Linked DNA regions of Homo sapiens: region 2 is linked to region 1. Evidence: read pairs that join two places in POLR2A ChIA-PET (ENCODE). Cell type or tissue: IMR-90. All regions are shown on one strand. Links, peaks and the distances in the headings refer to the core of each region. The heading gives the core; the rest is flanking DNA. Region 1 has its middle 160 kb from the start of USP12-AS1. Region 2 has its middle 4.5 kb from the start of MTIF3.

Region 1 (2,811 bases), core at 94-2,593:
CAGCATGACTGCACCCCAAAGGGTGCTGCTGGAGGCTGGGGAGGGTTCACCTGAGCCTCCGTCTCTCCATCTCTGGAAGCTCCCTCACCTTTCCATGTAATAAGCAGAGTGACTTCCCCATTCCACGTGTGTTGCCCGGCTCTTCTGGCCCAGCCCAACCTCTGAGCCTCAGACCAGGAAATGTGAAACCAGGTGATGTGCACCTATCAAGTTGTGTCATGGTTCAAGACTTCCTCACTTCATGAAAAGTTCCATAAAGGCCCTCCTCATTCTGTGTTAAATGAAAAATGAGCCAGTGTCCACAAGGAAGGGTGCCTCTTTTTAAAAATATTGCCATGATGGCTGGGCAAGGCGGCATGCTCCTATAGTGCCAGCTATTCGGGAGGCTGAGGCGGGAGGATGGCTTGACAACAGGAGTTTGAGGCTGCAGTGTGCTATAATGGTGTCTGTGAATGGCCACTGCACTCCAACCAGGGCAGCATGGCAAGACCCCATCTCTCTCACACACACACACACACACACACACACACACACACACAGAGATACACACACCCAGAGATGTGTCTCACCCTCAGCTAAATCCAAATATTCATGGTGATGTTAATATCACGCACTCAAAGTAGCCCAGAAAAGGGGAAGCAGCAGTCCCTGGAAGGTTAGGTGTTCTACTGAGAAGCCCCCAACTTTCCTCACACCCCACTTTAACCTTTCACTTTGCTTTTCTAGATGAGAATGGGCCTTGCAGCCACTGGGAAAGGCAGCAAAGCCCAAGAAATTAATATCCCCATGAATATCTGGAGTTGACTGAAGGTCAGAAGAAATGGGTGGCAGAAGAAAGAGAAAAAGAAACATTGACAGATGGAATCCCTGCCAGGCCACTTTCAGTATCAAGAAAAGTGATCAGGTGGCAGAGCAATCCATGGAGGCTTCAGACTGATGCCCAGTGACAGCTGACTGCAAGCAAAGTCAAAGTGGTTAAGGCCACTTAAATATACTCCGTATTCACGAGTCCAAATTAAATACTCCCTATTCACATCCAATTTAAACCTGCATCCCCTGCGTGGGCGGTGGATGTAAACGCTGAGAAAGCCAAAGCTAAGTGTGGCCCCCTGCCAGGCCAGCTGCTCCCTCTGTTCTCAGCAGCTGCTACTGGACCTGGGAAGGTTCCAATCTGCTCCCACTGGTGGGAAAGACCGCCCCGCTCCTGGCGTCGGGGAGGCCCTGGAGCTCTTCTTTCCTCCTGAAAGTCCACGCAGCACGGTCGCTGGGAAGGCAGGGAAGCCCAAGAAAAGCCCATTCTGATCTAGAAAAGCAAAGTGAAAGGTTAAGGTGGATATGAGGGAAGTTGAGGGCTTCTTAGTAGAACACCTAATCTCCCAGGGAGCTGCTGTTCCCCCTTTCTGGGCTGCCTCGAGTGTGATTGTTAAGTCAAATTGGCCCCATCCGCTCCTTGGCTGAATTTGCCCGGATTCTCTCTGGAACACAGGACTCAGCACCTCCACAGATGCATCTCCCCTGACAGTTCCATCTGCACCTGAGCCCTTCGTCAAGTTAATGGGTCACAGGCGCTCTAACTGGACTCATGCTGCTGTGAAGCACTGCGCATGTCTACCGCAGGATACGGACCACCCTCGTAAATATCCCAGGCGATGCTGAGGTACTAATGAGCCTGCACTTGTGCCCTACACCCCTTTACTCTAGGGAGAAAAAAGACATCTAACTCATCCAAGTGGGCCTCCCAGCAATAGCTCACCCAGTTATTTTTTTATGAGATTGTTATCACCAGCAGCCCCAAGATTAATAAAAATGGAGAGTAATAAAAGAAATCACAGGGGAAACTGATGCTATCAACTATGTAATAAAAGAGAGGAAGCAGGCTTCGTTTGTAATGACAAATTCTCCTTGTCTCACCAAGCTCAGAAATAAAGCCCCGAAAGAAGGGTGTAGTAGGGTGTAGTACGTGGCTTCAGATGTGTGGACACACTAGCGCCAGGTAAATATCTCTCAGTGGCATTCTCTGCTCTGTGCAAACCAGAGAGCTCCCTTCCACGAGAATTCGAGGGTAGTAGAAGGAAGAGGTCTTCTGTCTAGTCTATGTCTAAACTTCTCACCTACCCCTAGACAAGGGTGCTACCCTCCTCACCACCACCCTCTCCTTAGCTTACAGCAGTGGTAACCAAGGCCCTGGAAGTGCCTGTCTGACGTCAGCTCCATGGCCTTTAGCTGGGGGCTAATGTCTGGGGTCCTGCAGCTGGCCTTTTCTGCACTTGACCCCAGCCACCCTTTCTCCTGTCTCCTTAAGGAAGCCAGCAGAGCCCCAGCCAAATCCAAGTCCACAAAGCCAACTCGGAAGCAACGCACCAGCATCCTGTCCTGTCTCCAGGCTCTCTGGGCGGGTTCTCCCTGAGCACTTCCAGATGGCTTCTGTTTGCTCCTCTCTTCACTAGATCTGCACATGTGGCCATGAGAAGGCAGCCGGGCTGGCGCTGGGTGAGGCTCAAGGGCAGTGGGATAGGGGGAAGGAGGAGGGGAGGACATGTGCAGGAGACTCCCGGGTCCCAGCTCTGTTCCTGTCTCCTGCCTGGGACCCTGAGCTCCGCAGCTGGGGTTTGTATCAAGGAGAGCTTGCTCTCCACTGCAGAGTGAGAGGCTCACAGAAGAGCCACGACGTGGACTCCAGAGCATGGTGGGGCCTCTGTGTCTCCCTCACTGCGCACAGGAAGGGAAGGAAATGGAGGAGAATCACCTTTCTCCTTTTCTACTCCACAAACGCTGACACCAATCCTGACCTGGTTTTCCCAGCAACACAGA
Region 2 (2,811 bases), core at 21-2,520, 490 kb after region 1:
CATGTGGGTTCAGATATTCAGCATATTCTTTAACAAATAATTGTTCATAGATTAGATACTCCTCCCTCTCCAGATTATAAACTCTTACCTGGGCAGTTTTGCTAAAATTGGGGGAATTTAAGTCTATTATGTGTGAGATCCTATGTAGTGCCAACTAAATGTAGCTGAGAGCAGTTATCTTAAACAGCAGCAACTCTGTCATTACAAGGCCAGTTTAATAGCCAAAAGGGTCCATGCTCTCCTTAGTTGATGTTTACAGACTTGTCAAGAGTCATAGAAACAAGGCATGCAAGAGGCTTTGGCTGAGTGTTAGGTAACTCGTTCAAAGCTTCCTGAAGATACTGTCAGCCCAATATTGTGTGTCTATTATTGTCTGTTAGAAACTATTAAAGCCGAAAGCCTTCTTATGAAATCTCTACCATTTTCCTCAGGCAGGACTATAATTAATCCATTCCAAACATGTAAAACATCTCTATATTTAAAACAAGCCAAAACAAAACTCGAGGCCAGGAGATTTAGCTTCTCATTTCAATGTTTTATAAGACGGGAGTCTTTTCCTTTACATAACCTAAATCCATCATGTTGCTACTTAGTCTGGTTCTGCAGTAGAGCTGGAGAACATCTGGTGACCACATCTGTGTTATAACCCTTTGTGTGCTCTCAAACTATTTGCTAGATTCAAAATAAATTTCCTTACCATGAGTGAGATTTCCCATAACATTAGACTCCAGATTAATCATTTCTCTTGTCAGAATATGATGGCCTCAGTTATTAAAACGTGGTGGTTGTGAATCAGCAAAATGTCTAAAATGAATGACATATTGTAATAAAGTTTTAAAAACTTTCATATCTGCCAAATAAAAATATTTGTATATGGAAGATCCACTTCTGTGAAAAGTCTCTTGTGCAACTGCAGAAGCAGAAAATAGGTTCAGAAGTTTCATTTGGAACACAACAGAGACATGTCTTTCCATTTCAGAGGTGTTGAGTTTTGAGGTGATTCAGTTAACTTTGATCGTTTTGAAACAATGAAAATAATTTCTATTACCATCATAGGACATCATGCAGAACAACAAAGAGCTAGTACAAAGTGTACCATGCTGACTGTTGTGTAGATAAAGCAAAACAGTACCAAATGATTAGTTAGCATTTTACATTTAGAATGCAACCCAGCCGGGCACAGTGTCTCATGCCTGTAACCCCAGGACTTTGGGAGACCGAGGCAAGCAGATCATGAGGTCAGGAGTTCAAGACCAGCGTGGCCAACATGACGAAACCCCATCTCTACTAAAAATACAAAAAAAAAAAAAAAAAAGAAAAAAGATTAGCTGGGCATGGTGGTGTGTGCCTGTAGTCCCAGCTACTTGAGAGGCGGAGGCAGGAGAATCCCTTGAACCAGGGAGGCGGAGGTTGCAGTGAGCCAAGATTGCGCCACTGCACTCCAGCCTGGATGACAGAGGGAGACTCCATCTCAAAACAAAAAAAAAAAAGAATGCAACCCTATACTATTTTTAAACACCTATGTGAGACGTAGTTACAAGGCTGTTTAAGGAGGGGAGGACTGACAGCAAATAGAATGTTTGTGATAAAATAAATTTGTGCTCTCACAGTTTCCCATCTTTGAGGCAAATGGAATTAAAGGCAAATTATTCCATTTTTGAAAGTTCCTCAAATGTGGAATTTCAGATGTTTACTGTATAGGGAAGTAGACTTTCAACTGTACATTGGAGTCATTGTTTTGCTGCTTTTTCACCTTGCAAGTTGCTAGGTTCTGCTGCAAAGATTTTTAAAGCCTGCTTTGTTAGCAGCCTAGGACACATCCATGACCTTACCAAAGTGAAAGTGAAAGCTCTTAGTTTTTCTTTTTTTTTTTTTTTGCAACAGTAAATCTACTAATTTTACAGTCAGTTGAACAGCAATAGATTAATTTGTGTAAAGTCTGCATTCACAAAGAAAATCTAAACTTCAGTGGCTTGAATGCCTGAAACTGCAGTGTGATATTTGAAGGGTAGACACTCTTACAAACTTGCCCAAGAAGGATGCAGGCAGTTCACTGTCACCTGCTTCTCGGCACAGGTGCTGACCCCTCGGTCGACTCGGGGCCTCCTGATGGGGTAGCAGGAAGGCTGGGCCTTTGTGTGCTACAGAGAACGCTTTTCCAATAACTGGGCTAGTTCTCTCCAGCAGCCACAGGAAACAGAAGAAAGAAGAGGTTAAGGGCCGCCACGAGGGTCAGAATGGGTTAAATTTAGTTAACATCAGAGGTTATAGCTTTTAACAAGAGCTTCAAGAAAACTTATTCGAAGATGCAATTTGTTTCTTCTTTGTCCACTGTTATTTTTTTCCCCCTATTGATAGTGACAGCTTAACAAAGTTTTTATATGCTAAAGGTTTTCATCCCTTAGAGAATAAAGAACTGTGTTCCTAAAAAGAGATGCAGGTGGAAAACTTCATAAAGCTTCCATGATTTCCAAATTGGGAGCTTTGAAATAGGCTCCCTGCTTGGCTAAGTCAAAAATAATCTGTGAAAAAAAAACCTCTATTGGAAATGGAGGAACGCTCCAGCAGTCAGATGCAGAGCTCCAACTTCTAGAAGATTCTTTGTGTGAATTTTTCTCTCGGCCATCCTAGTAAACTTTTCCCAGTTATTCAAAATTATCAAAGCGGCCTTCTCTGTAGGTGCATTTCTTCAAATTTAGAACATAATACTGGGCAGGACTAGTTGTTTATTGCATTTCTATGTAAGCAAAGAAAGATAGCCATAGATTTCTGCGTATGTCCTTTATGCCCGCTCTTAAAATTCTGTTACTC

The links. Peaks named below come from ENCODE experiments on the same cell type or tissue, not always from the same donor. Only the 100,000 strongest peaks of a DNase experiment are listed, where the experiment ranks them.
Region 2: POLR2A ChIA-PET joins it to region 1 with 5 read pairs; 1 of 35 experiments calls an interaction of 5 or more read pairs at or near these places.

The regions. Positions count from the first base shown.
Region 1 is chr13:26,965,044-26,967,854 of GRCh38, forward strand. No RefSeq gene overlaps it. Among named protein-coding and RNA genes, the nearest start is that of USP12-AS1, 160 kb to the right of the region's middle. RefSeq lists an enhancer at 2,603-2,811. In IMR-90, for the core only: no CTCF peak of the experiment used is centred there; a DNase peak (open chromatin) is centred at 1,098; H3K27me3 peaks cover 204 bases.
Region 2 is chr13:27,453,670-27,456,480 of GRCh38, forward strand. No RefSeq gene overlaps it. Among named protein-coding and RNA genes, the nearest start is that of MTIF3, 4.5 kb to the left of the region's middle. RefSeq lists an enhancer at 1,984-2,103. In IMR-90, for the core only: no CTCF peak of the experiment used is centred there; no DNase peak of the experiment used is centred there; H3K4me3 peaks cover 595 bases.